Linked DNA regions of Homo sapiens: regions 1 and 3 are each linked to region 2. The links are chromatin loops, found by intact Hi-C in ENCODE. Cell type or tissue: heart right ventricle. All regions are shown on one strand. Each heading gives the region's core, and the rest is flanking DNA. Links, peaks and the distances in the headings are about the cores only. Region 1 overlaps CFB (complement factor B). Region 2 holds the start of ATP6V1G2 (ATPase H+ transporting V1 subunit G2). Region 3 holds the start of ZBTB12 (zinc finger and BTB domain containing 12).

What was found. Peaks named below come from ENCODE experiments on the same cell type or tissue, not always from the same donor. Only the 100,000 strongest peaks of a DNase experiment are listed, where the experiment ranks them.
Region 1: it touches region 2 in a loop (4-fold over the local background); 29 of 110 quality-filtered maps call a loop at or near these places.
Region 3: a loop joins it to region 2, with 5 times the contacts of the local background. A loop is called at or near these places in 11 of 110 quality-filtered maps.

Annotation. Positions count from the first base shown.
Region 1 is chr6:31,948,763-31,957,414 of GRCh38, forward strand. It overlaps CFB (complement factor B), which reads left to right. Exons shown (of 18, transcript NM_001710.6): 8 at 68-199; 9 at 481-582; 10 at 658-795; 11 at 1,288-1,385; 12 at 1,524-1,641; 13 at 1,857-2,010; 14 at 2,106-2,182; 15 at 2,382-2,482; 16 at 2,579-2,711; 17 at 2,793-2,842; 18 at 3,113-3,322. The coding sequence ends at 3,268. It overlaps NELFE (negative elongation factor complex member E), which reads right to left. Exons shown (of 11, transcript NM_002904.6): 3 at 8,179-8,248; 4 at 7,931-8,076; 5 at 6,457-6,531; 6 at 6,297-6,334; 7 at 5,793-6,130; 8 at 5,536-5,680; 9 at 5,318-5,372; 10 at 4,967-5,069; 11 at 3,325-3,636. The coding sequence ends at 3,539. It overlaps MIR1236 (microRNA 1236), which reads right to left and starts at 8,178; the gene lies at 8,077-8,178. In heart right ventricle, for the core only: a CTCF peak has its summit at 3,770 (motif pointing left); a DNase peak (open chromatin) is centred at 3,739; H3K27ac peaks cover 950 bases.
Region 2 is chr6:31,543,548-31,554,358 of GRCh38, forward strand. ATP6V1G2 (ATPase H+ transporting V1 subunit G2) reads right to left here and starts at 3,061. Exons shown (of 3, transcript NM_130463.4): 1 at 2,931-3,061; 2 at 2,562-2,662; 3 at 897-2,034. The coding sequence starts at 3,012. The coding sequence ends at 1,861. It overlaps NFKBIL1 (NFKB inhibitor like 1), which reads left to right and starts at 4,061. Exons shown (of 4, transcript NM_005007.4): 1 at 4,061-4,204; 2 at 4,616-4,892. The coding sequence starts at 4,148. It overlaps ATP6V1G2-DDX39B (ATP6V1G2-DDX39B readthrough (NMD candidate)), which reads right to left and starts at 3,301. Exons shown (of 13, transcript NR_037853.1): 1 at 2,931-3,301; 2 at 2,562-2,662. RefSeq lists an enhancer at 2,595-3,094. In heart right ventricle, for the core only: CTCF peaks have their summits at 3,252 and 3,459; DNase peaks (open chromatin) are centred at 3,254 and 4,014; H3K4me3 peaks cover 2,359 bases; H3K27ac peaks cover 2,664 bases.
Region 3 is chr6:31,897,260-31,908,070 of GRCh38, forward strand. It overlaps ZBTB12 (zinc finger and BTB domain containing 12), which reads right to left and starts at 4,827. Exons shown (of 2, transcript NM_181842.3): 1 at 4,578-4,827; 2 at 2,354-4,066. The coding sequence starts at 4,046. The coding sequence ends at 2,667. EHMT2 (euchromatic histone lysine methyltransferase 2) reads right to left here and starts at 439. Exons shown (of 28, transcript NM_006709.5): 1 at 377-439. The coding sequence starts at 418. It also overlaps a transcript of C2 not described here. RefSeq lists enhancers at 1-278, 362-956. In heart right ventricle, for the core only: no CTCF peak of the experiment used is centred there; DNase peaks (open chromatin) are centred at 2,903, 4,262, 4,402 and 4,992; H3K4me3 peaks cover 1,922 bases; H3K27ac peaks cover 2,961 bases.

The DNA.
Region 1 (8,652 bases), core at 817-5,816, 410 kb after region 2:
TTGGTCTCTGGGGTTAAAAGATGGCTTGGAAGACCAGGTGAGGTGATGGTCTCTTCCCTCTCCACAGACCACAAGTTGAAGTCAGGGACTAACACCAAGAAGGCCCTCCAGGCAGTGTACAGCATGATGAGCTGGCCAGATGACGTCCCTCCTGAAGGCTGGAACCGCACCCGCCATGTCATCATCCTCATGACTGATGGTCAGAAGGGACCTCTCTCCTGTCCCAGCCTCCCCACCTTCTCAGACCAGCATGTGGCCCTTAAGTCCACTTGTAACACTATACCCATGGTTGGGGCCCTGAATGTGACTCATAGCTGGCTGTTCATCTCTCCTGTGACCCTTCATAAGGAATTCTTCCTAAGCCCTGTGATCAACTATCTCTAACCCTTCCTCAACTTGCTCACCCTGCCATGTGTATCCCTGCCTTTAGCCAGTTTATCTTCCTTATCTCCTACCCTCATGGTCCTGTCTCTTCTGCAGGATTGCACAACATGGGCGGGGACCCAATTACTGTCATTGATGAGATCCGGGACTTGCTATACATTGGCAAGGATCGCAAAAACCCAAGGGAGGATTATCTGGGTGAGTAACCTGCCTAGGACCCAGCACCCCACTTCCTCAGGGCTTGGACCCTCATCCTTCCTTTTTATCCCTCAGATGTCTATGTGTTTGGGGTCGGGCCTTTGGTGAACCAAGTGAACATCAATGCTTTGGCTTCCAAGAAAGACAATGAGCAACATGTGTTCAAAGTCAAGGATATGGAAAACCTGGAAGATGTTTTCTACCAAATGATCGGTAGGGAGATACAAGGGAATAAAGAACACAACTCTCCTCAGGTTCCCCTGAAGTAATTCATTCTTCCTCTACACCTGAAGCTCTAGTTGCCTGGAAAGCCTTCTTCATTCCTCCTTCTCTACCTCAGTGTCACTATTCTTGTTTCCTGGCACTGTTCACTTAACCTTAGAATCACAGAGCTCTGAGCACTTCAGAGATCTTTCTATAGTCCTACATTTGACACGTGGAAACAGAAGCCAAAGGAGGTCAAGGGACAGCAAGTTAGCAACAAGGGTGGGCTTGAAAACAGCCAGGCCTCTGACAGCTTGATCCCAAGTTCTTTCCCTTTTCAGTCCACCATAGCAGTTTTCTCCTAACACGAGGAAACAAATACCCGTGGTCTTTCCCTTTCTCCTTTTGGGCCTTTGCTCCCCATAGACTCCTACCCAAAAGGCTGCTGCCATTTGGGAATGAAGTGTTCCGAGTTTTCAGCACATTCTCCTTCTCTGCCAGATGAAAGCCAGTCTCTGAGTCTCTGTGGCATGGTTTGGGAACACAGGAAGGGTACCGATTACCACAAGCAACCATGGCAGGCCAAGATCTCAGTCATTGTAAGCACAGAATCCCAGTAGTGGGGACTTGGGGGAGGTGAGGTCAAGGTGAAATGGGAGTAGGGGAAGGAAAAAATGGCCATAAGAGATGGTGGTTTGTGAAAGTTGAGCTTTCCCTCTCTACTGTTGTGTCCCCAGCGCCCTTCAAAGGGACACGAGAGCTGTATGGGGGCTGTGGTGTCTGAGTACTTTGTGCTGACAGCAGCACATTGTTTCACTGTGGATGACAAGGAACACTCAATCAAGGTCAGCGTAGGTAAGGATGCAACTGAAGGTCCTGGGCTGCACCTATGCTCTCCAGGCAACACCTCCCACTTTCTACAGATCCTACACTCCACCCATCCTCAATGCAGCCCCATTCCTTGCACCCCAGACCAGTCAGGGATGGGGGAAGACGTGAAGTTAGGAATGACACGGGGCCAGAGGCAGGAAGCTGCCCACAAAGAGGTGGTACCTACTCTCCTACTTCAGGAGGGGAGAAGCGGGACCTGGAGATAGAAGTAGTCCTATTTCACCCCAACTACAACATTAATGGGAAAAAAGAAGCAGGAATTCCTGAATTTTATGACTATGACGTTGCCCTGATCAAGCTCAAGAATAAGCTGAAATATGGCCAGACTATCAGGTGAGAGCGTCCAGATCCCTGAGGAAAGGCTGGGAAAGGCTGGAGGACTGGGGTGAGGAGCAGGCCTGGTTTGCTGTTCTCCTTGTCCTTTATAGGCCCATTTGTCTCCCCTGCACCGAGGGAACAACTCGAGCTTTGAGGCTTCCTCCAACTACCACTTGCCAGCAACAAAGTAAGACATACTTGGCAAGAGGATAAGGATGAGATCCCAAGAGACAAGTGGGGCATGAGAGGGAGGTGCAATAGGAAGAGATGATGCCTGGCCCAGAACCTAGCTCTAGAAGGGCTTAGGGGACATCTACTGAGTGACAAAGGCAATGGGGAGATGACAGTGGTGGGAGCAGCTGAAGTGACGCAGTCTATTCGTCCAGAGGAAGAGCTGCTCCCTGCACAGGATATCAAAGCTCTGTTTGTGTCTGAGGAGGAGAAAAAGCTGACTCGGAAGGAGGTCTACATCAAGAATGGGGATAAGGTGAGAAACGGGCATCCTAAGGAGGCACTCTAGGCCCCAATCCTTCCTAAGCCACTTCTGTTCATTACTTCTCCATGCTTCCCACCTCCCCTACAGAAAGGCAGCTGTGAGAGAGATGCTCAATATGCCCCAGGCTATGACAAAGTCAAGGACATCTCAGAGGTGGTCACCCCTCGGTTCCTTTGTACTGGAGGAGTGAGTCCCTATGCTGACCCCAATACTTGCAGAGGTGAGAGAATGCTCTTTGGTTGTGCTACAAGTGCCCAAGGCCCAACAGTCCTTTTCTCTACAGCTTCTCCTCTCCTTGCAGGTGATTCTGGCGGCCCCTTGATAGTTCACAAGAGAAGTCGTTTCATTCAAGTGAGTCCTCCCTTTCCTATCTGGGGAGATGCCAAGTGGTCAGCATGGGCCCCAAAGCAGGAAAGCTCAATGCATGTGGCTAGTAATTCGAGGTAGGCAGAGCCTGCCTCACCTTAGGACCGCATGTCTTGCCTGCGTGTGTCAAGAACGAGGCTGAGCTGGGTCCCTAGTCTGATTCCTTTAGGTCAGCTAAGACACAAGCAGGAACAGCCATGCTTCCAGGATTAGGAATTCTACTGAATGATCCATGGCACCCCACTGCCTCTGCAGGTTGGTGTAATCAGCTGGGGAGTAGTGGATGTCTGCAAAAACCAGAAGCGGCAAAAGCAGGTACCTGCTCACGCCCGAGACTTTCACATCAACCTCTTTCAAGTGCTGCCCTGGCTGAAGGAGAAACTCCAAGATGAGGATTTGGGTTTTCTATAAGGGGTTTCCTGCTGGACAGGGGCGTGGGATTGAATTAAAACAGCTGCGACAACACCTGTGTTCCAGATCCTTTTGGGGCAAGGGAGTGGGGAACAGGCACTGGCCATGTTGTTACACTGAGATCAAACCTGACAGCCGTTTTTAAAGGTTTAACCCCAATCCCAAGTGCTGAAAAACCAGAGGCTGAGGGAGATGTGTAAGCTTCCACCTCAGTGTTTTACTGAGACCAGCATTGGGGCATATGAGGCACAAGGAATCCAGCTCTGTTCCCTAGAAGCCATCCACAAGGTTTTCCTTGTAGACGTCATCACTGTAGACAATCTGGGTCCTCTTGTCCCGGTGGCAACCCTTAGGGCTGTTCTGGACAGCTAGGGAGGGAGGAGAGGAACAGTTAAGGTCTAAAGGAGATCATAGAACAGACCCTGAGGCTGACTCCTGACCACCTCACTCCTGGCCACTGGCCCCTGGAAGCCCAGTTTCCACGCTGCCCTCTGGTGGCCAGGATGGCCTGTCTTCCTTAGCTCCTTTGTGCCAACCCATGGCCAAGAAAAGTATAAGTGGACATTTTGATGAATGTTTTGTTCTTAGAAAAATCCCAAATGTCATTGTTGAGACACGTGAATGATATTAACCCACTACTTACAGTCAGTATGTCAGAAGCTAAAAACTAGAAAACCTCTGTAGCCCTTTTTTGACATGCTGGTCAATTCTAGTTCCTTTCTTTTGCCTGAAGGGCCACTGTAGCTGAGCCCTTCTTTCTGCTCACTCCTTTCCCAGGAAAATCTACTTTCAGGGAAAATGGATTATTCACACTAAGAAATGCTACTAGCTCCACCAGAACTCATTCAGGGTGTAGCTTTGGCCCTCACCATTCTCTCTCAAGCCTCTAGCTGTTTCTTCCCCTTCCTCTTTCCTCCCTCCACCAGACATGTTACTCTCTTCACCCCATCCAATGGTTCCATCCCCACCACCCTTGAGCTACAGAGAATCTCTCTCACCCACTCCCATCCTGTGATCTCTGTGCCTCAACACTGCTGGCTACTCCCTCTTTCTCAAAGTGTGTGTCCTTTTGCTTCAGTGGCCCAGGCCCCTGCGGTGCTGCTCCCAGCCCTCCGACCCCTCCTCCTGTCTCCTTTGCTAACGTTAGGCTCAACGTTAGCCTAACATGTCAGGACAGCTGGGGACATGTGGGGTGTGAGGTGAACAGTCCTGTTTCCTAACATAGTCCCAGAGTACTCCTCAAACTGAGTCCTGGGTCGTTTTTTTTTCTCTGAAATCAGAGTCTCCCTGATGATCCTATTGTTTGGCAGCCACCCTGTGATGTGGATGACTTAATCTATGTTTTCCTTCCTTACCTCACACCTGAGTTCCAGATCCCTGATTTCGAATACTTATGAAACTCACTCTACTCCATCTCAAAATGAACAAGCCCCATGAGACACTCATCTTCCTCACCAATCTCACTCCAGCTCCCACTTTCTTCCCTGTTCCAGTCACTGCTTTGGAAGCTGTTTTCAATCCTTTTCTCTCCTTTCTTTACCTCTAACTGACAGAGGATCTGAAATTTTCCTTCCCATTCCCATAGCCTCCGCACACACTCTGACCTCGATCATCTCTAGGAAACCCAAGGATGTGTGGGGGAACCAAAAGGAATGGCCTGTGGGGGAGAGGATGGGAAAGGAAGAATCCCATTCTTACCGAGGGAGCCCCAGACAGACTTGCCAGTAGCGGCATCCAGCATGGGCTGTTTTCGGGCTATGTTGACTTTGAGCTGTACAGACTCCACCTGGGTCCCGTTGAGCTGAAGCAGAAGAGGGGAGGCAGAGGATGGGGAGGAAAACATTACAGATAAACCAAAGAAGTTATTCCAGGAGTTGCTATCCTAGGAGGAGACTGAATAAGGAATCTGAGAATGTGAGTTTTTCTGTGTGAATAGGGAGAGGCTTTCTTTATCAAGAGGAACCAACTTCTTCCTGGCATCTAGTATTTTGAGGAGAACACATGAGAACAGCAGAAGCGATGGGAAGAACAGATTTGGGAAGTTCCAACCTCAGCAACGGCCTGATCTGCTGACTCCATCTTTTCATAGGTGACGAAGGCACAGCTGGGATAAGAGAAAACACGGTCAGTGGAGAGCCAAGGGGCTCTTCTGGACCCAACCAAACCCAGTGATAATAGGCGGCTGCAGGGAGGGCAGCTTCTTCCCTCAGGTCTCACACCCCAGGATTCTCCCAGGACTTCTCATCATGCCCTGTTGTCATCCTTACTTTCTGGGTGGGTCCATGGAGAGGTCAATGATGTTTCCAAAAGGAGAGAAGGCCCCACGGAGAAGGGTGGGTGTCATGTCTTCTCCATATACATAGAGAGTATTCCCTTTCCTAGGGGCTCGCCGTTCAGGGAATGAATCCGACCCTTTGGGAGCACAAATCATAGTCACAAGACATAGACCATGCCACATTTCACTTAGTAGGACCCACATAAACCTCAGTTAAGGTCACCTTGACCTCCAGCCAAAATCACTCACTGCGGAAAGGACCCTCTCGGTCTCGGTCTCGATCCCGCTCCCGATCCCTGTCCCGTTCCCGGTCTCGATCTCGATCCCGATCCCGATCCCTGTCCCGCTCTCTGTCTCTGTCTCGATCCCGGTCTCGATCCCGCTCCCGATCTCGGTCTCTGTCCCGGTTCCTCTCATGGCTGCGGTCCCGGCTGCGGCTTCGGGGAGGGGAGGCTGAGGAGTGGGCACCACTGCGTTCTTCATAGCCCCAGTCAAAGCTTCGAGGGGGACCATCACCAGCCCCTGGGCCCTCTGCCTCTTCTCCATCTGGTCCTAGTTCTCGAAGTCGATCACTAGAAGACACAAAGCTGGGGAGATGCAGACTGAAGATCAAAGGGGGGTTTTACCTTCTCCCCTCAGACCCTGTGGAGACTCAATATTCCCTCTATAGCCCAGCTCCTACAGCCCAAACCTCCCAAGGACTCAGGCAATCAACTCCACCAAATGGGCCCAGCCTTATCTCTACTCTCTAACCTCTCATACAGAGATTTCCTCTGGGGACGTCTGGATGACTGTAAAAGAGACCAAGAACAGTTAAGATGATTTCCAGTTGCTGACATGTGGTCCAAAATATATTTGTCTCTCATATTCCTCCATCCCCAACCCCTCAGGGACAGAAATTAGGAGCCTTTACCTCTTGCAGGTCATCATCAGCAGATATGCTCCTCTGGAACGGCTGGAAAGTGGGGACTGGTCCCTTCTCGGGGTCCTGGAGTGGTGAGAGACCTACCTCAGTGTGGAGCAGGAGGTTGCCCAACCATGGACCAGAGGTGTTCCTCTTCCCTCACCCTCTTCTAGGTTTCCTCTGATCTTTTCTTCCCTTTTAATTCTACATACATTTCTTATTTGACGTGGTTTTACTTATTTTTTTTTTTTTTTTTTGAGACACGGTCCTGCTCTGTTGTCCAGGCTGGAGTGCAATAGAGCAATCGTAGCTTGCTGCAGCCTTGACCTCCCATGCTCAAGCAATCCTCCTACCTCAGCCTCCCTAGTAGCTGGGACTAGAGATGTGCTCTACCATGCTTGGCTAATTTCTGTATTTTTTTTTTTTTTTGTAGAGATAGGGTTTCACTATGTTGCCAGGGCTGGTCTCAAACTCCTGGGCTCAAGCAATCCTCCTACCTCGGCCTCCTAAAGTGCTGAAATTAACCAGGAATGAGCCATTGCCGCACCTGCCATTGTGGCTTGTTTTGTTTTGTTTTTGAGACAGAATCTTGCTCTGTCGTCCAGGCTGGAGTGCAGTGGTGTGATCTCCACTCACTGCAACCTCTGCCTCCTGGGTTCAAGTGATTCTCTGGCCTCAGCCTCCTCAGTAACTGGGACTATAAGTGTGCACCACCACATTCTGCTAATTTTTTTTTTTTTTGAGACGGAGTCTCGCTGTCACCCAGGCTGGAGTGCAGTGGCACAATCTCGACTCACTGCAAGCTCCGCCTCCTGGGTTCAAGCAATTCTCCTGCCTCAGCCTCCCAAGTAGCTGGGACTACAGGCGCCCGCCACCACGCCCGGCTAATTTTTGTATTTTTAGTAGAGATGGGGTTTCACCTTGTTAGCCAGGATGGTCTCGATCTCCTGACCTCGTGATCCGCCTGCCTCGGCCTCCCAAAGTGCTGGGATTACAGGTGTGAGCCACCGCGCCCGGCCTCACACCCTGCTGATTTTTGTATTTTTAGTAGAGACGGGGTTTTACCATGTTGGCCAGGTTGGTCTTAAACTCCTAATCTCAAGTGATCTGCCCACCTCAGCCTCCCAAAGTGCTGGGATTACAGGCATGAGCCACCACGCCCAGCTGGTATTTTTTATAAGTGACTCGATATATTATGTATTCAGTTTATTTGAACCTCTCTTGAACCTGATAACATTTTCAGCCCTTTCCATCCCTTAGGGCAACATATTCCAAGAGCTCCAATCCAAGGTGGATTAGAACCACAGAATTTGTAAAATGGAGAATTCAGGAGTCGTCTAGTTTTTTCATTTTATACATGAGAGGTGAAACTCAGAATGGTACAGCAATTTGCCAGTGCTTGAGTATGCATATTTTTCCCCAAACCCATCTACATTCCAACTTGGAGGGATGCCCTTTAAACAATCTTTCTGCTTGTGCTCACCTTTAACTTCCCCTCAAGGGTTCGAGAACGCTTGAAGCCTGAGTTCTTGGTCTCAGCCTTGATGGCACTGATGGCTCCTGACTTCACCAGCTGCTTTGCCTGCTCTGTTGCTGTGGCTGTGTCCATGACAGGCTGCTCTGATAGTGCTGGAGAGACAAGGGGAAGAGGCATTATGTTGGCCAAGCCATGATGAAGGTCAGCTCCATGCTGCCCACTTCCAGTCCATCCCCATTTCCCCTGTCACTCACAGCGTTTGACACCACCTTGGCTGGTTGTGCTGCTGCTACTTTGCTTCTTCAGAGCCAGCAATGCCTTTTTCTGGGAACAAGGGTGAGAAGAGAGAGGTAAGTGAGGGCCAGCCCCTAGCCGGTTCCTCTCCTAAGGCCCCTGGGCACATCACTCCAGGGACCGTCTTTCTTGATGCCCTCAGAGTGGTACACTGATGTGCTCTGCCTCTTGCCTCTGGTCCCCTAGATCATGTATGATGCTGGAAATTCCTAATCTAACCAAACCACGGAACCCAGAGGTTTTCCAGAGTGTTACATTTTTGAAGTTGAAGACAAATAACTCAATCATGGACTAGAATCCTAGGATATAAGCTGCAAGTAAGTATAAGTTTATGTGCCTTTCCTGGAAGCTTCATCCATCTATTTCCTGCATATTGAATGAGGCCCAGCCATGACTTCGTAACAGGGATATCCAGGAGGCTAATGCATTGTTCC
Region 2 (10,811 bases), core at 438-5,437:
GAAAGAAAACACATAAACACAAATATAATGTCAAGTATCGATAAGTGGTCAGGGTGCAGTGGCTCAGGCCTGTAACCCAACCCTTGAGGAAGCCGAGCCCGAAGGATTGCTTGAGCCCAGGAGTTTCAGACCAGCCTGGGCAAGTGAGACCCCATCTCTACAAAAAATTTTAAAATTAGCAAGGCATAGTGGCACTCGCCCGTAATCCCAGCTACTCAGGAGGCTGAAGTGGGAGGATCATTTGAGTCCAGGGGGTCAAGGCTGCCGTGAGCTGGAACTCCAGCCTGGGCAACACAGCAGGACCTTGTCTCAAAAAACCAGTAGCAGTAAGTGCTATGAAGAAAATGCAAGGTAAAGGGGCAAAGAGCACTTGCTCCTACACTCCAGCTTTTCTCTACAGTTGCGATCTATAGTCCTCAGATTCCCAAATGAGGAACCATGTTTCTCACTTTAGAGAAATAATAAAGTACTACTTGTTCTTGTTTCTCCAAGAAGTTTCAAAGGATAGCCATTTGGGCTGTTTAGGGAATATGTAAACAAAAAACAAGAAAGTGACTGAAGGCCAGGCACAGTGGCTCACACCTCTAATCTCAGCACTTTGGGAGGCCAAGGCAGGTGGATCACTTGAGGTCAGGAGTTTGAGACCAGCCTGACCAACATGGCGAAACCCCATCTCTACTAAAAATACAAAAAATAGCCAGGCGTGGTGGCACACACCCATAATTCCAGCAACTTGGGAGGCTGAGGCAGGAGAATCGCTTGAACCTGGGAGGCAGAGGTTGCAATGAGCTGAGATCACGCCATTGTATTCCAGCCTGGGCAACAAGAGCAAAACTCCATCTCAAAAAAAAAAAAAACAAAGTGACTGAAAATGAGAAATGATGAGGCAAAAGGAGGCTGCTTCAACTCACCAATTTATTTGCCAATAATTATTTTATTGATACTTTTTTTATTGTTACAATGGGAAAGTAAGGTGTCAAGGATATAGAAAGGAAGGGCATGCATATGAGGGAACACAGTATCATTTTAGATCTTAGAAAGCAATGAGCATCTGATAAGTCTTTGGGGAAATAGGAAAGGAGGAAAATCTAATAAAGACAAAGATCAGCAAAAGAAAAACAAAGAGAGGCTACAAAATGCAGTTATCTACCTGGAATTATAAGAGAGGGGCTAAATGTAGTCATCTCCTCTTTTTGGAGATCAGAAGGTCTCTGGGAAAAGAGAAGAACCAATTTTTCAGAAAATAACTAGGGTCACAGAATGAACAAGTGGAATTAGAGAGCCAGTGATGGACGTGAGGAAACAGCTGTGTAGGTTTTGACCAGTGAGCAGGTGGTGGTAATAGTATCACAGGGTTGCTACTTACTGAATCACTGCTACAACATGCAAGGAACTGTGCTAGACTTTACAGAATGATTCCTAATCATTGAAGCAACCCTCACAAGGTAGGCATTATTATCATCCCAGTTTCACAGAGGAGGACATCGAGGCTACCAAGTTAAGTAGCTTGTCCTGGTTTCACAGCCAGCAAGTGACAGGGTCAAGAGAGGGACCCACATCGGCCAGACACTGAAGTCAGGATGTTTTCCACATTCCTACTTCCCCATATTACAAATTTCACAGAGGGTTTAGGTGAGAATGACTTGGAAGTTTACAAAGTCCCAGTGAGGGTTAAAGAACAACAAGGAGATTCAGATGTGAGCAGGATATTTATAAGTGTCACAGGAAAATTATTGGATCCTGCCTCCCAGGATTTCTAGGGGATGGAAAGAAGACAGGGATTATGGTGGGAGGTGATTTTGATTGGAGGATTTCTTTGAGGGAGGGAACTGGCAGAAGGAGTCAGGCCCTACGGTGGCCCTAGGCAGAAATCCGGTAGTTGGGGTGGACCTGGGGCCTGACGTCGCAGACCATGCCAAGAAGCTGGGCCAGGACACGCTCTCGGTTTCTCTGCTGGGAGCTCTGCATGCCCTGCACCTGGCGCCTTGTAGCCTGCTCCACCTCAGCAGACAGGTTCCCCTGGGAGCCCATGGCCTGGGGGGTAGGGAGAGGGGTGGAAGAGAGAAAGGGAAAAGCAGAAACAGACAAGGGTCCAGGCATATGAGGGGAAAGATCCTGAAACAAAGCCTAGAAGAAAGGCCCTCTCAGAAACCACCCCCATCCCACAGAAATATCCCAACACCAAAGAGATCAACACAGTCCCCTTTCCCCTTAGACCTAACATGCAACTTCATCCTAAAACAGACCGTAATATCCCCACCACCTCACCATCCATGACCATAAAACTCTACCCTCCACCACAAATGTTAATCATACTCCACATAGATGTTATACTTTACACAGACTGTGGCATTCCGCCCACAAGCTCTATGTGGCCTTCAAAACTCCCAGACTCTCCTACATATCATCACAAAGTTTCACCAATGTTGTGGTCCCTGCCAGGGTCCCCTCAGCCTCAGCCCTCTGCCACCATATTTTCTTGTTGAGTCACCCTTACACACCTCACTAGATGCACCCACCAACTTGCAGTGGGGTCTCAACCCGACTCTGCCTCAACTCACCGCCTGCTGCTTGCTCTGGAATTCGTGCTCTCGCTCTCTGCGGTATTGCTCCACCTCCATCTGTGCCTCCTCCTTTGCCTGCTTCAGTCGCCGGGCCTTCCCTGGAGGCAGAAGAAAGGACAGTGAGTGGGGATGGACCCACACACACACAATGTAATAGCAGGAGTCAGTCCCTTCCAGAAAGTTATACAGCCTTCTCTCAGCCAACCAGGTGCCAGATTCTAATATCCATCCATTTCTTCCCTCCTAACCAGCCTCCAGACCCTAGCTGTCTGTCTTCCCGCCAGCCTTGGGTTTTCCCAAAATGTTTGCTGTCCCCCACCCCCAATTTTCTTTCCAAACTCCTAAGGGAGGAAAGAGGAGACTCACTCTTTCTGGCATCTGCCACCTTCTCAGCTGCCCGCTTCTCAGCTTGCAGAAGCTGCTGGATACCTTGGGACTGACTGGCCATTTCTGTTGTTATGGCCGATGCTGTTTTGAATGCTGTCAAAGTACCAGATGGCTCCCACCCCCCACCGCTTACTTCTCCTCCTCCAGCTCGTTGCTGCAGTCCTCCACTACCCCTGGGTCTTAGTGCTCCCCTGCTCACTCAGCCTCCTGCACCGAGTGTCTCTCCCAATCTCATCCTCCTATTGATGACTGGTCCTCCTCTCCAGCACTTCTTGCTCAGGCAGTACCCAAAGGGGCCGCCTGGGAGCAGCAGAGACCAGGCCCAAAGCTGCGGGCTTACAACAGGTTAGCCATCCCAGTCGGAAAGGTCTAGGGATGAGGCAGGGGCGGAGACGGGGGAGTACTGAGGTGAGAGAAGGAGAACTTGATTGGTGGTAACAGAGGAAGCATAAAGGGTTGTGAATGCGGTGAAAAGGTAAGGATGTCATCATGCAACCTGTGTTGGGAAAAGAGCATTCTGGGCTTAATTCTAAACTAACTCTCTACCTTTCTCTCTCTCTCCACCATCCCGCCCCCTCCCCTGCCTCCCGTTGTTAACATCTCCATCTTTTTCTACATATTTCTCAAGTCCAAATTTTTGCATCTCACTTGCCCCATCCTACGATAGTCTTCTTCCGTCTTTTGTCTGTATTTTTTCTTTTTTTTTGATCTGTCCCTGTTGTTGTCCCACTGTGGTTTTTGTTTTTGTTTTCCATGTTTAATGTGATTTTTATCCTGTCTTTATCTCCTCTATTTTCTCTGTCTTCTCATCTTTTCGTCCATCACTGAACCATCTCCTCTCTCTGCCAAGTTAGAGGAGGCGGGAAAAAACCTCCAAATAACTCTCTTTTCTCCCTCCCCTCCCCTCGCCTCCTTTTCCTCGCCTCCAGTCCAGTCTTCTGGTTTCAGACGGCCCCTTTAATTTAAGTTCCCTAGTTTCCCCTGGGAGATCTGGCCAAGAACTACCCGGTCGGGGCGGAACGACATCCGGTAACGCCCCTCACAGTTCACTTCCGTCCTCCACCTGCGTCTCTGCTTGCGCCATTTCCTCCAGCCTGGAGTGTCTCCGCCCTTCCCGCCTCCCGTCTCCGAGCTTCTTAAACACAGGCCTTGGGCCTACGGCTCTGGGGGTACTTGGGGGGGCGGGGGCAGGTCTGATGAGTAACCCCTCCCCCCAGGTTCCAGAGGAAGAAGCCTCCACATCTGTCTGCCGGGTACATGATATTCAATTTCTAGATCATTATTGGAGATTATCTGTGACTTTTTAAAACTCAGATTTCTGCTGATAAAAATTTTCCCCATCCGGCCCTGTTGGGTTTTTTTAAAGTTCTTTGTTAAAAATTAAAAATTTACCTGGGCTCCTGAGCCTTAAACCAATTATTTACCCTTTTCTCGAATTTTACATTAAAAAAATTAAACCTCTGATCCTATCACCCCCCTCAAAAAAAATTTTTTTTCAAATCTATCATCTGATAAAGGATCAGGGTTAGGTTAGGCCTCATCTCTTGCTGAAGATATTAAAAAAAGACGGAACCAAAGGGAGAAACAACAGGGGATGTCAGAGATGGAGGGAGAAGGACCAGCCAAGGCTGAAGTCCTGACTGCTGCCTTTTTTCCTTCCCCAGCCCAAGAGTTCCATGGCCTCCACTTCCCGCCGCCAACGCCGAGAACGTCGCTTTCGTCGTTACTTGTCTGCAGGACGGCTGGTCCGGGCCCAGGCCCTCCTCCAGCGACACCCAGGCCTCGATGTAGATGCTGGGCAGCCCCCACCACTGCACCGGGCCTGTGCCCGCCACGATGCCCCTGCCCTGTGCCTGCTGCTTCGGCTCGGGGCTGACCCTGCCCACCAGGACCGCCATGGGGACACGGCACTGCATGCTGCTGCCCGCCAGGGCCCAGATGGTGAGTCTGCTCAGTGGGGAACAAGGTCATAAGCAGCTGACCAGACCTGAAATGAAAGCCAACCAATAGTTGAGAAATAAGCTGGTTATTTGGTCATCAGGACCTAGGGAAGGAGTTAACCAAGTTGGCATGTGGCTGTCATTTGTCCCTTTACATTACTGAGCTACCATTGTCTGAAGAACCCAACATTCCCCAAAGATCAACTGGTCTTCAAATTTCACATCTGTTTAGATTAGTAGCTACTTTGTTTCTTGACAGATTGTTTGCTCGTAGCCAAAAAGTAGCATAGAAGGTAGGCTCTGGAGTTAGATTGCCTGGATTCAAACCCCAGCTCCAAATCCCAGCTCCACACTTCATAGCTACGTATTCTTGGACAGGTTACTTGAGGCTTAGTTTGCCCATGTGTAAAAATTAAAATAATAACAACCTTTGCTATGTGCCAGACATTTCTTATAAAGTAACACATTTAATCCTCACAACAATCTTAGGAGGTGAGTACTGATATTATCCCCCATTTCCCAGCTGAGGAAACAGGGCATAGAGAAGTCATTTGCCAGAGTTACAGTTATTCACTGGTAGAGCAGAGATTATAACCCAGATGGACTAGATAGAGTGTCCATGCTTTTAACAGCTACATTGTCCTGTGTTATACATTATAGCATTGTACATTGATTGTGCCCATGTTCAGAGTACCCATGTTGTGCCATATATGTTTTGAGAATCAACTGACATAGTACATAATTAGAGTACCTGGCACACACGATAAGCACTTGGTATATGCTGGCGATTGTTGTTCCTGTTTCTCTGTTTTTTGTTTTTGTTTTTGTTTTTTATGAAGTTTCACTCTTCTTGCCCAGGCTGGAATGCAATGGTGCGATCCTGGCTCACTGCAACCTCTACCTCCCAGGTTCAAGTGATTCTCATGCGTCAGCCTCCCAAGTAGCTAGGATTACAGGCGCATGCCACCACGCCCAGCTAATTTTTATATTTTTAGAAGAGATGGGTTTTCGCCATGTTGGACAAGCTGATCTCGAATGCCTGACCTCAGGTGATCCACCAACCTCAGCCTCTCAAAGTGCTGGGATTACAGGTGTGAGCCACCACACCTGGCCTTGTTCCTGTTTTTGTTATCAACAGGTCCATACTCCCTTAACCACAATTCTAAACTCAAAAACACTCTGAGAACCAACATTTTTCATCAGGCTGCCACCAAAATTCATTTGGTGACAGAAACCTAATCTGAACTAAAGTAAGACTATTATTTATTTTCATCCTACTGATGTCAATATTCATACATTTCCCTGCAGAAACACTCATGTGTTTGGTTCTTGGGCTGCCTAGGCCCTCCTGGGCTACCTAATATAGAGTGAGTGTACTTTTAGGTCAGCCCTATCAAGTCCCAAAAACATTTGAATTCTGCAAAACCTTTGGCACTGAAGGATTCAAATGGGGAACCTGGTGATATTATAATAGTGGTGGAGGCCAGGTGCGGTGGGTCATGCCTGTAATCCCAGCACTTTGGGAGGCCAAGGCAGTCAGATCACGAGGTCAGGAGTTCGAGACCAGCCTGACCAACATAGTGAAACCCCCATCTGTACTAAAAATACAAAAATTAGCCAGGCATGGTGGCACACACCTGTAGTCTCAGCTACTTGGGAGGCTGAGGCAGGAGAATCACTTGAACCCGGAAGACAGAGGTTGTGGTGAGCCGAGATTGCACTACTGCATTCCAACCTGGGCAACACAGCAAGACTCCGTCTCAAAAAAAAAAAAAAGAGTGGTGGAAGCAGCTCTTTATAGGTAGAGCCCTGCTTACTAGAATAAAAGCTGAAACCTTCTTTCCCCATCTAGAGATTTCCTTCTGGAGTAAGAACATTACAGGAAAACCTCTAGATCCAGATGAACAACCCTAACATCCCCCAGCTCAAGTATAGACAGAAGGCCCCTCCCCCAAAACTCCCCCAAATGGTCAAAAAACCCCCTATTTAAAAATTTCCTTTAACGTACCTGAGATAGGCTAGCATATTCAGATTTGTTTCTTGTTGTTTTTACTTAAAACAGAGTAGGTTTACTGAGTGCAGGCATCTAACTTGACAGCTCATATTGTAAGAGGCAGGACCCTGGAAGGCAAAAGAGCGGATTACCCCGAAGCAGACCTGCATCCAGACCCCAGCTCTGCCATCAACAGGGACATGCAGCTTACCTCTGTGAGCCCAATTTGCCTCGCAAAAATGGGAGTTTTGTTTTTTGTTTTGTTTTGTTTTTTTGAGATGGAGTTTCCCTGTTGTTGCCCAGGCTAGAGTGCAATGGCGCGATTTCAGCCCACCTCAACCTCTGCCTCCTGGGTTCAAGAGATTCTCCTGCCTCAGCCTCCCAAGTAGCTGGGATTACAGGCATGCACCATCACGCCCGGCTAATTTTGTATTTTTGGTAGAGACGGTTTCTCCGTGTTGGTCAGGCTGGTCTCAAACTCCCGACCTCAGGTGACCTGCCAGCCTAGCCTCCCAAAGTGCTGGGATTACAGGCGTGAGCCACCGCGCTCAGCCAAAATGCCCCTGATAGTGTGGTAGGGATTTCCTTTATTGTTTGTTTGCTTGTTTGTTTTGAGACAGGGTCTCATTCTGTCTCCCAGCCTGGAGTGCAGTGGTGCAATCATGGCTCACTGCAGCCTCTACCTCGTGGGCTCAAGCAGTCCTCCCACCTCAGCCTCCCTAGTAGCTGGGACTACAAGCACACACCACCATGCCCAGCTAATTGTTTGTATTTTTGGTAGAGACTGTTTTGCTATGTTATCCAGGCTGTTCTGCATCTCCTGAGTTCAAACAGTCTGCCCACCTCGGCTTCCCAAAGTGCCGGGACTAGAGGCGTGAGCCACCACACCCAACTCCATTGTATTGAATTTTAAGAAGCTGGTGAGACTGATATTATCCCATTTACAGATGAGGAAAGCAGGGCCCAAAAGGTTCGGGAACTTGTCTGAAATCTCACAGCTCTCAGGTCATTGTCTTCCAAAGGGGGACCCAAGCTCAGTGCCTTCACTCCCAGACCCTGGTGTCCTCTCTGGCCTTATTTACTCCTGGTCCTCTGCCAGCCCTGCCACCAGATGGCCTTCTAACTCCTTGGTTGAAAGGCCCATCTCATTCAGCTTCCAGCTTCCTTTTTCTTTTCCTTTTGAGACGGAGTCTTGCTTTGTCGCCCAGGCTGGAGTGCAGTGGCATGATCTCGGCTCACTATAACTTCTGCTTCCTGGGTTCAAGCGATTCTCCTGCTTCAGCCTCCCAAGTAGCTGAGATTACAGGCACACACCACCATGCCCAGCTAATTTTTTTATTTTTATTTATTAATTTTTAAATTTTTATTTGTTTATTTATTTTTGAGACGGAGTCTCCCTCTGTTCCCCAGGCTGGAGTGCAGTGGCAGTATCTTGACTCACTGCCACCTCCGCCTCCTGGGTTCAAGTGATTCTCCTTCCTCAGCCTCCTGAGTAGCCGGGACTACAGGAGCCTGCCACCATGCCCGACTAACTTTTGTATTTTTAATAGAGATGGGGTTTCACCATGTTGGCCAGACTGCTCTCGAACTCCTGACCTTAGATGATCCACCTGCCTCGGCCTCCCAAAGTGCTGGGATTACAGGCATGAGCCACCATGCCCGACCTAATTTTTGTGTTTTTAGTAGAGATGGGGTTTCAACATGTTGGCCAGGCTGGTCTCAAACTCCTGACCTCAAGTGATCCACCCACCTCAGCCTCCCAAAATGTTGGGATTATAGGCATGAGCCACCGTGCCCATCCCACAGAATGTCTTTTGGTTTTGTTTTTGTTTTCTGTTTTGTTTTGTTTTGTTTTGTTTGAAAAGGAGTCTCATTCTGTCGCCCAGGCTGGAGTGCAGTGGCACAATCTCGGCTCACTGCAACCTCCACCTCCCAGGTTCAAGAGATTCTCCTGCCTCAGCCTCCCAAGTAGCTGGGACTATAGGCGTAGGGACTGTAGGCGTATGCCACCACGCCTGGCTAATTTTTTGTATTTTTAGTAGACACGGGGTTTCACCATGTTAGCCAGGATGGTCTCGATCTCTTGACCTTGTGATCTGCTCACCTCAGCCTCCCAAAGTGTTGGGATTACAGGCGTGAGCCACAGCGCCTGGCCAAAATGTTTTTATGTTTATTTTTCTTAGTATGAAACTCCAGCGTATTAAAGAGCATTGAGAACGGTTGATCTGGTAAATCGCTATAAAGGCGGCATTTCTTTTTTTTTTTTTTTTTTTTTTTTTTTGGCGAAGTGGGGGATGGAGTCTCATTCTGTCGCCCAAGCTGGAGTGCAGTAGTGTGATCTCGGCTCACTGCAAGCTCCGCTTCCCAGGTTCAAGCCATTCTCCTGCCTCAGCCTCCCAAGTAGCTGGGATTACAGGCGCCCGCCACCACGCCCAGCTAATTTTTTGTATTTTTAGTAGAGACAGGGTTTCACTGTGTTGGCCAGGCTGGTCTCGAACTCCTGACCTCATGATCCGCCCGCCTCGGCCTCCCAAAATGCTGGGATTAGAGGCGTGAGCCACCGCGCCAGGCCTAAAGGGGGCATTTCTAATACTGGAGAAAGGTGAACTTTTTTTTTTTTTTTTTTCCGAGACAGAGTCTCGCTGTGTCACCCAGGCTGGAGTGCAATGGCGCAATCTCAGCTTGCTACAACCTCCGCCTCCCGGGTTCAAGCAATTCTCCTGCCTCAGCCTCCTGAGTAGCTGGGCACCTGCCATCATGCCCAGCTAATTTTTGTATTTTTGTAGAGATGGGGGTTTCACCGTGTTGGCCAGGCTGGTCTTAAACTCCTGTCCTGACCTGAGGTGATCCACCCACCTCAGCTTCCCAAAGTGCTGGGATTACAGGCATGAGCCACTGTGCCTGACCAGGTGAACTATTTTATAAATAATATTGGAACATTTGGCTCATCTAGGGAAAAACAAGAGTCCCACCTCACACCTAATCAAAAAGTAAATTCCAGCAGATTAAATACCTGAATATGACAGGAAGGTACACACCAAATTCATGGGACAGATGGCCTGGGGAGGAATGAAACTTGGAAGGCGGTATCACGGTAAACTACCTTTATCTGTGATGATTTTATTTCCTTAAAATAAATTATACTACAAACATGACAGTACATTAACAAACCCTGTGGTAGGAATGGGGTTGTGTATTGTATTATACTTTGTATTTTTGAGAGTTTTTTAATTTCTTTTTTGTTGTTGTTGAGACAGAGTCTCACTCTGTCACCCAGGCTGGAGTCCAGTCGCGCAATCTTGGCTCACTGCAACCTCTGCCTCCCGGGTTCAAGCAGTTCTCTGCCTCAGCCTCCCAAGTAGCTGGGATTACAGGCATCCGCCACCACGTCAGGCTAATTTTTGTATTTTTAGTGGAGACGGGGTTTCACCATCTTGGCCAGACTGGTCTTGAACTCCTGACCTCATGATCCACCCACCTTGGGCTCCCAGAGTGCTGGGATTACAGGCATGAGCCACCGCGCCTGGCCGAGTTTTTTAATTTCTAAAAATAAAAATGAGTATACATCTAAAGTAGTAGAAGAAAATGCAGAGAATGTTTTATAATCTTAAAATAGAGCCTTCCTAAGAGTGAAGTGAAATAAAAAGTCAGAAAATAATATATTGATATAGATTTAACTACATGAAAATTTTAGGCCGGGTGCGATAGCTCACACCTGTAATCCCACACTTTGGGATGCCAAGGTAGGCAGATCACTTGAGCCAGGAGTTCAAGACCAGCCTGAACAACACAGTGAGACCTGGTCTGTACAAAAAATACAAAATTAGCCAGGCGTGGTGGTACGTGGCTGTCGTCCTGTAGTCCCAGTTACTCAGGAGGCTGAGGTGGGAGGATCGCTTGAGCCCAGGTGGGGCAGAGTTTGCAGTG
Region 3 (10,811 bases), core at 2,769-7,768, 360 kb after region 2:
CCCCCTCCTCCCGGCTGCACGCGCCGCTCCCCCTTTGTCCCCCAGGCCGCGGGGACCCCGGGCACCAACCCCTCCAGCACCCGCTGCCCCCCAGCCCGGTGGACGGCCCCTCGTGCCCCTCACGCGTGCTCCTGGGGCCCCGGCGCCCGTCGCCCACTCAGGGGCAGCCGGCGGCTGCACGCGCGCCTCCGTGCCCACTCCCCCCACCTCCCACACCCTGGTCCCCTCATCCGCCCCCGGTGCTGGCCCCCTGGATTGCTGCAAGTCCCGCCCGGGCCCCCCGGCCCCGTTGCACCCCCGGAGCATTGCACGGGCGCGCGCTTCCCCCGGGCGCGCGCGCGGGCATGCACCCGCCTCTCCCCCTCCCCTTCCGCACCTCGGCGGCCGCCGCCGCTGCAGCTCCCGCCGCCGCCGCCATCGCCGCTTGCGCTGGGGGCCGAGCCGGCGCGCGGCCGCCCCGGGTCACGTGGGCGAGGGAGGGAGGGCGAGGAGGAGCCTTAAAGGAGCCGCTACATGCTTTTTGGCCATTTTCCCCTGAGAGCGGCCTCGGAGATGGCTGTGACTGTCCTAAGCTGGGAGCTGCAAGGGAGAATTCCTGTCATTCCTGGCCTCAGTTCTGCAGGGACCGAGGGCGAGACACGCCTGGGCCCAGGTGTGGCGTCTCTGTCCCCATCTGGTTTTAGGTAACAAGCGGAGCTTCTGAACTTCTCGGCTCTCGGCAGCGGCTGTATTTCCTCTGGCCTGGTTGGGCTTTTCCCGCCTCTGGTTGCTTTTCTGCCTTTCTAGTTTTTGGGTTACCAGATAGAAGGCTTGGCCTCAGTTTTGGCCTCGCCTTTTTGCTCTTTCTAACGAGCACGAAGGGGCGATAGGGACGCGGAGGACACCTTTATTCTTGGCTGGTTCTAGCATGCTGCTTCATGTCCCCTGGAGCAGCGTGCCCTTCTGAAAACCTGTGGCTAAATGTCTCTTCTGTTTATATCAGGCGTGTTACACCTTCACACGCACTAGGGATCCAGGTAAGCCCAGCGGCCCGAACGTCATTACTGACTGGTGACACTGCAGTAAGTAAACCTTTTTTGCCGAACACTTCATAAGCACAGTCAGGTACTCCGTGGGTCATAGCCCAGCGGACAATTTAAGTATAAATGATATACACCAAGATAGACAATCTCGATAGCTGTATTTAGGGTACCATCCCTTTAGGTATTACGTTTTGGTCGAGTTTGGAAAAGATCTGTATGATTTCACACGCAGTATTTGACACAGGCAGGTGGGGCACCTGAGGCCAATTAAAGGCCTTCTGGGAACTGTAGTTCTCTTTGGTTAACTATTCCAGAGCTTTCTGGGAATTGTAGTTTTCCCTGCACCTTAATCCAAACTTAGCTTTTTTTTTTTTTTTTTAGCTTTCCTGAAGACATGACCTATTTACCCCAGACAAAATATGACCAAACAGACTCCTGCTTACAATTTCCGTGGGCAGGTTGGCCACCTGTAGCTCATCCCTAGCACTGATCCTAAGTCCCTCAAATAGAGTTCATGTGCATCCCCACGACTGCCAATCACTTGTACTGTGAGGTACCTGGCTAAGTGTTGAGATTGCAGAACTGGTGGAGGGCTGGGGGTGGGGACTTGGGGGAGTCCCTGACCAGAGGAGCTCACTTGTCACACTCCTCTCCCATGTTTAGGGCTGGGCTCCTTCAGGCAAGGGATATGCAGAGTTGTGACCTCTAGGTATTAAGAACGCAGCATCACAGGGAGAGGCTGTCTAGGGCAGGATAGTCATGTACACGCAGTTGCCAGAGTGTAAAGGAAAAAAAAAAGTTTTTTTTTGTTTTTTATTTTGTGGAAAACAAAAGCAGAAAAACTAAAACCCCAAACTCCAGAAAAAATCCTAAAAAATATGTTTTTTCTTAAAAAATACTGTATGTCTCTACTCCTCTCCCTCCCTCCCAACAGCCCTTCTTGTGTTCTTTCTTTTCTAAGTGCCCTATCCCCCCCACCCCCATGACTATCCATTGTTTCTTGCTATTGTACCCCCACTTCCCAATATCTACCCAGGATGCGCACCCCACGTTCTCTTACCTGGCGTCTTACTTTGTTCTCCCTCAAATTTCAGCAAGCCTCATACTCGCAGTCTCATTTCCCCAGCATGCAAGAACTGTCTCCCACTTCCTTTTCTGGGACTCAGTAATCTTTTCCCCTTACCACTCCCTCACCCCAGGTCTATTCTAAGCAGGAGCATGTCCTCCTGCCAAATTCCCTCCCTGTTCCCACCCACCCCCCAACCCTTCTTATCTCGAGAAATGTCAGAACCTTCCCCTGGGCAGCCTTAGCCAGGAATAAAACATTTTTGTCTTCCCTCATTCTATAGGACCCTTTTCCCTCCCTCCACATATACATGCACTTCTAAGAGAAGGAAATCTTTCTCTGGGACCCCGTATTCCCCTGGCCTCCAAGAACCCTTTTCCCAGCTCCAGATTCTTGCACTCTCAAGAGCAAGTCTCTCCAAGGAATCATCTTCCCTCTCTCAGGATGTGTGCATCTGCTCAGCCTCCCACTCTTACCTTTCTGCCCCAGACCCCCCACCCCCCAATTCTCCTGGGCCAAAGAGCCCTTTTTCCACGCAGCCCAGGGGCCCCAGCCTCCTGGCCTCCACGCCTGCGCGGCTAGCGGATGAGGACGTTAATCTCGGCCACACTGGCCTCCAGCACGTTCTCGGCCGTGGTCTTGCCGTGTTGCTCCTTGAGGTGCCGCCTAATGGCAGGCTTGTGGGCGAAGCGCACGTCGCAGTAGGAGCAGCGGTAGGGCCGCGCTCCCGAGTGCAGGTTGAGGTGGTCGTGAAGGGTGGACTTCTGTGTGAAGCACTTGCCGCAGATGCCGCACGAGTGTGACTTGACACCACGATGCACGTTCATGTGGCGGTTGAGGTTGCTGCTGTGGTTGAACTGCTTGCCACAGCGAGGGCACATGAAGATGAAGTGCTGCGCCCGCATGTGGAAGACCAGCTTCTCCACGCCCTGGAACACTTCCGGGCACTTGGTGCACTTGATGTTCTTTAAGGGGTTTCCACCTGAGAAGCCCCCAGGCAGGGGTCCCCGGCTGCCCCCCGCCCCCAGGCTGCCCCCCGCCCCCCGGGCAGCCATGGCCACCGCTGCTGCTTCCACCAGGCCCGAGGTGGCCCCCACGCTGGCCCGGCCTCCGGGAATCAACAGCAGGCCCTCCCCTTCTGCATCTTCCGACAGGCTATAGCAGGCCTTCACCACACCCTGCGGTGGGGCTACAGTGCTGGGGGGAACGCTGCTCTGGGCCAGCTCCCCAAGGTGGCCACCCACGGAGCCTCCAATGCCCAGACCCCCTCCCAGGCCTCCAGGGGGTTTGAGCCGGTGTGCCACCTCCAGGGCCGACTCCACCTTGACGATGCAGATGTCAGACACGTCCTCATCCTCATCCTCATCCTCTTCCTCGGCTTTCAGCTCCAAGTCTTCATCCAGTGGGAACTCCAGCTTCACTGGCCGCAGGAGTGGAGGGGGTAGAGGAGGTGGGGGTGGGGGCTTCGGGGCTGGCTTTGGGGTCCTGGCTGGAGGGAGGAGGGACTTGGTGGCGCTGATGCTGCTCACAAGGCTAGCCTCACTGACCCCATCCTCTTTGAGGCCTATTTTGGGCTCAATGAACTGGCTGAGGGCATTCCGGCATTTCTCCACCACGTGCTCCATCTGCAGGTAGGAGGCGGCTGTAAGGTAGTTGACGATGTCCCTAACAGCGAATTCCAAGGCGCCCGTGTAGCAGGAGAGGAGCAAGTCGGCCACGATGCGTGCACTGTGCATCAGGGAGACCTGCAGCTCCGAGCTGGGGTTCAGCAGGAACTGGTCCCGCAGGAAGGGTGAGCAGGCGGCCAAGATGACCTTGTGGCCTCGAAACTTGAGGCTGTCGGCCACAATGGTCACGTCGCAGAACCGCTCCTCTGCCCGGAGCTGGTTCATGTTCCGTAGCGTTGCGGCCTCGTGGCCGGGCAGCTGGAAGCGCAGGACTTCCACCCCAGAGGCCATTGTGGCGGGGGTGGGCAACCCTGGTTGGGAAGGAAACCGGTCAGAGACAAAGGTCTCTGGCTCTCCGAAGCCAAGGCTCCAGGACCCTCGCCCCCATTCTTGCCCAGCCCCCCGGCATCCGATCTCCCGGTCTTCAGATTTCTTCCTCAGTTTCCCCAACCCTGGGGAGGTGCTGTCCCTCTGAGAGGAGGGAGGCGTGGTTCTCGGGGGCGGGGCAGCGGCGTCCACACCCCCCAGCCCAGCAGCCCGCTAGGATGGGGCGAGCCCGCGCGCCCACGGTGGAAGGACGGAGAAAAAGGGGGGCCAGAGGCCTGGGGCTCTGGACTCCAAGGTGGCCCCGGTTGCAGGCTCTTCTCACCCCGCCCCCTTTACCGGCTGCCTCATTCCTCCGCCCCCCCCTTACACGTTTGCACGCGCTTTTCACGTCCTCCCCCCCGCCGCCAGCACGCACCGTGCACGCCCTGCCCCCACGCTCAGAGCTCCGTGGCACGCCCCCCCAGCCCCACGACCCTGAGTGCACGCTCCTCTCACCTGGCCCGGTTCCGCGCGCTGTTTTTTTAATCCCTTATTTTCCCCACCCCCCCCCGGGGCCGGCAGCGACCCCCACACACGGGCAGGGCCTGGGCAGCGCGCAGGCGCGGGGATGCACGGGACGCGCGCGCGCGCGGGGCCGGCTCCGCGTGGGCGTAAGGGGGGAGGGGCGGGGGCGGCTCGTGCCGTGTGTTCCAGGCCCCGCGCGCGCGGCGGCGGCGGCGTCGGCTAGGACTCGGGGAGGAGGAAGAGGGGAGGGAATTAAAGGAGCAGGATCCCCCCTTCCCGACCCCCCTTTCTTCACCAGCACCCCCACGCGGTTAAAGGGCCGGACGGCCTTGCCTCCTCTTTGGCCGGGATTATTTGTCCGCCAGAGCGGAAATACGTTCCACACCCCCCTCTTTCTCGCTCCCCCTCCTCTGTACCTCCAAGCCCCGCGGCCAGTTTGCGCGTGCGTGCCAAGTGCCGCGCGGAGGCCCGCTCACTCGGGCCCGCCCCCCAATCCCGGCTGCCCATGGCGCTACTCGCTCCGCGTCCCCGCGCCCCGCCCGCGCCGCATCCCGCAGCGCGCGCGCGCACCCGTTCTCTCGGCTGCGGGCGCTGCCACCTGCTCCCAGGGGTGGTGCGTCTCCGGTCCAGCTGTGCCGAGCGCTGCCCTGGGTGCATCCGTGGCACCTCTCAGGGCCCCATCCGCCCCGTGGCTAACAGAGCTGTTGGTAGCTATTACCCACGCCTGCCTCCTCTGCTGAGTGTGCTCACAGTTGCTCCAGACACATTCCCAGGCTTTTCCAACTCTTGTAAAGCTAGTAACCGCCTCAGCCCTTCAGGCCTGAAATATGATTTCACTTTCCACAAAGCCAGACGATCCAGTGCCCTCAACTTTCCTCCACTCCATGTCAGTCCTTTAAAATCACACCCGCCCTCCCCTCCATTCTCAGGATTGATCCCAACTTCTTGCCAAGGCAGTCGCCCTCCGCTTGTGCTATCGATGACCTTGCCCATTTCACCTTTAGTATATAATTAACCCTAGGACTAATTTTAATGATGTGATTTATTATGTTAGTATGATTCTACTCTAATCTTCCACCGCTCCGTCCCCCTTATTCCTCACCTCTCCTCCAGACTGACAAGGTCCAGCTCTAAACAAAACTTCCCTTCAACACTGCGCCCGGGCCTTCTCTTTCTCTTGTCTCTCTCAGACTAAGTTATAGTCTCCACAGCTTCAGCGACAGCACTTAGGAGCGTCTTGAAGGCTGGTGCCTTCCCTTCCACTTCCTCGTACCTACACCCACTTCCCCACCTATCCAAGTCCGCGTGAAGATGCCACTGTTTCCTGCCAATTGGATTTCTTTTTTACGTCCTTCAGGAGACTAGTGCGTTTTCCATACATTTCAATTCTGATGAAGTTTCTTATTATGTGTTCAATATCTGGTTTCCCCATTAGACTATAAACTTCTTGGTTGCAGGAATTATGTTGTGGGTTTTGTTTTGCAAATAAAAATCATGCAATAGGGAGGGTGTGGTGGCTCACGCCTGTAATCCCAGCACTGTGGGAGGCCGAGGCAGGTGGATCACCTGAGGTCAGGAGTTCGAGACCAGCCTGGCCAACATGGTGAAACCCTGACTCTACTAAATATACAAAAATTAGCTGGACGTGGTGGCAGGTGCCTGTAATCCCAGCTACTGGGGAGGCTGAGGCAGGAGAATCGCTTGAACCTGGGAGGTGAAGGTTGCAGTGAGCCTAGATTGCGCCATTGCACTCCAGCCTGGGCGACAGAGCAAGACTCCTTCTCAAAACAAAACACCAAAAAAGGTCATGCAACAAATGATTGTTGAAGTAATTCCTCTTTGGCTCAGCCAGCATCCACCCATAAAAAGTTTGTTCTTGAGCTGAAACTGAATTCTTGAACTCAAGGGATGCTGTTTGGCAGGAGGGTGGAGGCAGCGTAGACAGTGTTTAGGTGGTACCTTGACTTTTTGCCTTTTTCTTTTAAATTCTCTGATTTGTATGCCCGCACCCAGTTCCCTCTGTTGAATCTAAGAGTCTGTTCTAAACTGCTCTCTTTGTATTTAGGCCTTGTAGATTTGAGGAAGAACACCTGATTTTGTGTCAGACGCACCTAGGCTTAAAGCCACATTCCTAGGAGTTTCTGAGCCTACTCTGGCTCAGAAGGCTGCCAGATTCGCAAATCATTAAAAAAATAAAATAAAAGCCCTATTCCTGTACCAAATGAGGCCCACTGGGCAAGTTACTTAATTCTCTGAATCACAGTGTCCTTATCTTTGTCTCCCCCGCCCATCCTTAGCTCATCTGAAAGCATTTTTATCTTGAAGGCCCTGATCTCTCACAGGGCTAATGTGAGGTTTAAATGAGCCTGGCATGCAGTAGTTGCTGAGTAAACAATAGCTCTGTTCTCCTTTTCCTAATCTGGGAAACGGACTATGAAATTTTCAAAAGAATTTTATTTTATTTTAATTAATTAATTAATTTATTTAGCTGGAGTTTTGCTCTTGTCACCCAGGCTGGAGTGCAATAGCACGATCTTGGCTCACTGCAACCTCCGCTTCCCAGGTTCAAGTGATTCTCCTGCCTCAACCTCCCAAGTAGCTGGGATTACAGGTGCCCGCCACCATGCCTAGCTAATTTTCGCATTTTTAGTAGAGACGGGGTTTCACCATGTTGGCCAGGCTGGTCTCGAACTCCTGACCTCGGGTGATCCACCTTGCTCAGCCTCCCAAAGTGTTGGGATTACAGGCGTGAGCCACTGCGCCTGACCCAAAAGAACTTTAAAAATTCTGTTTTTCTATCTCATCTCTTCTTTTCCGCATTGCCAAACTTCTCAGAAGAATAGTTCACATTCCAGTGAGAGCAGAAATACAAAAAGCTGTCAAGTTAAGAATTAGAGTTTGTAAAATTTTGTTTCTTGTCCCTTTCTTGCTACTTTTCCTTTCTAGGAATGTAGATGGGACAGGGGGCCTAACTCAGCCCATGGCTCAAGACAGGTAGTCCTTGGTGGCAGGTGGAGTTGACAGCCAATGAATCCTTCAAGTGTCCAGCCCACCCAGTTACAACTCTGCGTAAAAACAAGCAGAGGTGCACAAACTCTTTTCCATGTAGTCTGGTGGAGAGATGATGTGGAGCCATTTCCCATGCATCCCATCCAGGGGGTTTACAATCATCTAGATCCTTGTCCCTTCTTCCCCAACTTCTGCCAGTATAAAACCAGGGGCTTTCCTGTCCTTAGCTTGCAGTACCAAATGCCTTGGTGTGGTGTCAAGAACAGATAAATTTAGGAGATACTTTTAGGATTTTTGGGTCAGGCTCAATGGTTCATTCCTGTAATCCCAGCACTTTGGGAGGCCGAGGCAGGAGGATCCCTTGAGCCCAGCAGTTTGAGACCAGTCTGGGCAACATAGCAAGACCCCATCTCTACAAATAATAAGAAAATTAGCAGGGCATGATGGTGTGTATGTGCTTGGGATCCCAGTTACATGAGAGGCTGAGGTGGGAGGACTGCTTAAGCCCAGGCAGTTGAGGCTGCAGTGAACCATGATAGTGCCACTGTACTCCAGCCTGGGCAACAGAATGAGACCCTGTCTTTTAAAAAAAAAATTAGGATTCTTAGTGAGCTTTAGAAATAAAATCTGGGCTGGGCACTGTGGCTTATGCCTGTAATCCCAGCACTTTGGGAAGCTGAGGTGGGAGGATCACTTAAGGCCGGGAGTTTGAGACCAGCCTGGGCAACAAAGCGAGACACCTGTCTCAAAAATAATAAAATAATAAATAAAAGTAAATACATTTTTTAAAGGAAATAAAATTTGACTAGGGATGCAAGGAATAACTAGGAGACAAAAGGTCCAGGTTCCAGTCCATCTTGAAGTCATCAAGGCTCCCCAGGTTTCAGTATTCTCTTTAATAAAATGGAGGGATTACTCTCTGAAGTATTTTCCAGTCCTATGAGTCCATAGCAGCTTACTTTGAAAAGGGGTGTTTATGTTTGTGGGCATCTCTGAGAGAAGCTAGCTCACAGCTTAGAGCACTACCCTTGGCTACTCATAGAGGTAAGGAGTGGCCTTGATAATCCAAAACCGTAGCAAACATTGGACATTTGTCTAAGACATTCAAAGTATTTTAGGCTGTGGGCTTACTTTTTACAACGATGCTTAGCACGTACTAGAATAACCATATTTCCTGAGCAATCTATAGGAAAGGAAGAGGTAAGTCAGCCTGGACTTTTAAATCCATAGGCTGATGAAACTGTCTTACATTACAACAAAACCTCCAACTTCTTTCTCTTTCTCCTTTGATCTGCACTCAGCTCTGCCCTCAGCGCAGGAACCCTGGTAAAAACTGCAGGATGTTTTGGCAATGTTGGAAGGGGCTTACTGCTTGGGGAAAGAAGCCATGTGAAAACAAAGTGCCTGCACCACTCCCATCCATCTGCAAAACCACCTTTTCTGAACTCCCATCCATCCCCCTTGACTGCTCCTCAATGCTGGCTCCTCCTCCTTCTTCAGAGCTCCTTATCCCTAGCTCTTCGGAGCCCTCTCCCAGCCTCAACCTGCCTCCAGACAAACTCTTCCCTCCCCCTCCTACCTCGGAGGGAATTTACTCCCTGCAGCCCACCACCTTTGCCATCGTCCAAGTCCTCCACACACCCTTGCTGACTCTGCCCAGATCCAGGTCTATCTGGGGAAATGGAGGCAGATTCTCCCAGCACCTTGTGAATTCCAGACAGAAAAAGACTCTTCCACTTCTCGACAAATATTCTATCCTCTGAGCCTCACCAAGTCTGCTCTGCTACCCTATGTCATCCTTGCTGCTTGAGCAACTGACTTTCGGGCCTGTGATACCTGCCTGGATCAGGTTGTCCTCCCCAGGCCTGCCTGTGTCCCTGCAAATGACCTAATCCATATCCCAAGTTTAAAAAAAAAATTGTTCATTTTATTTTTTTCATGGAGTCATTCGTGAGAGCAGAAATACAAAAAGCTGTCAAGTTAAGAATTAGAGTTTGTAGGGCCGGGTGCAGTGGCTCACACCTGTAATCGCAGCACTTTGGGAGGCTGAGGTGGCCGGATCATTTGAGGTCAGAAGTTTGAGAACAGCCTGGCCAACATGGTGAAACCTCGTTTCTACTGAAAATGCAAAAAAAATTAGCTGGGCGTGGTGGTGCATGCCTGTAATCCCAGCTACTCAGGAGGCTGACGCAGGAGAATTGCTTGAACCTGGGAGGCAGAGGTTGCAGTGAGTTGAGATCACGCCACTGCACTCCAGCCTGGGTGACAAGAGTGAAACTCTGTCTTAAAAAAAAAAAAAGCAAAATAAAAGCATTAGAGTTTGTAAAATTTTGTTTACAAACTCAAAATTCAAAGTTCAAAATTCAAAATGTAGTTTTGTTCAAAATTCAAAATGTGTAAGTACAATTCCAAATTCAAATTGTAAAGTTTTGTTCAAAATTTAAAAAATATAAGAGGGTACAAGGCTGGGTGTGGTGGCTTACGCCTGTAAACTCAGCACTTTTGGGAAGCCAAGGGAAGAGGATCACTTGAAACCAGCCTGGGCAACAAGGCAAAACCCAGTCTCAGAAAAAAAAAAAATAGCTGTGGGAGGTGGTGTTGCCTGTGGTCGCAGCTATTCAACAGGCTGAAGTGGGAGGATTGATTCAGCCCAGGGAGGAGAAGGCTGCAGTGAGCCTTGTTCGCACTGCTGCACTCCAGCTTGGGTGATGGCGCAAGACCCTGTCAAAAAAAAAAAAAAAAAAAAAAAAAGTGGTTTCTTTTGCTCAGGCTGGAGTACAGTGGTGCAAAGAAGGCTCACTGCAGCCTCGACCTTCCTGGACTAATTTATTTATTTATTTTTTAGACAGAGTCTTGCTCTGTCGCCAGGCTGGGGTGCAGTGGCACAATCTCGGCTTACTGCAACCTCCACCTACCAGGTTCAAGTGATTCTCCTGCCTCAGCCTCTGGAGTAGCTGGGACTACAGGCGTGCGCTACCACTTCTGGCTTTTTTTTTTTTTTTTTTTTTTGAGATGGAGTTTCGCCCTTGTTGCCCAGGCTGGAGTGCAATGGTACAATCTCAGCTCACTGCAACCTCTGCTTCCCAGGTTCAAGCAATTCTCCTGCCTCAGCCTCCTGAGTAGCTAGGATTACGGACGTCTGCCACCACGCCCAGCTAATGTTTTGTATTTTTAGTAGAGATGGGGTTTCACCATGTTGGCCAGGCTGGTCTTGAA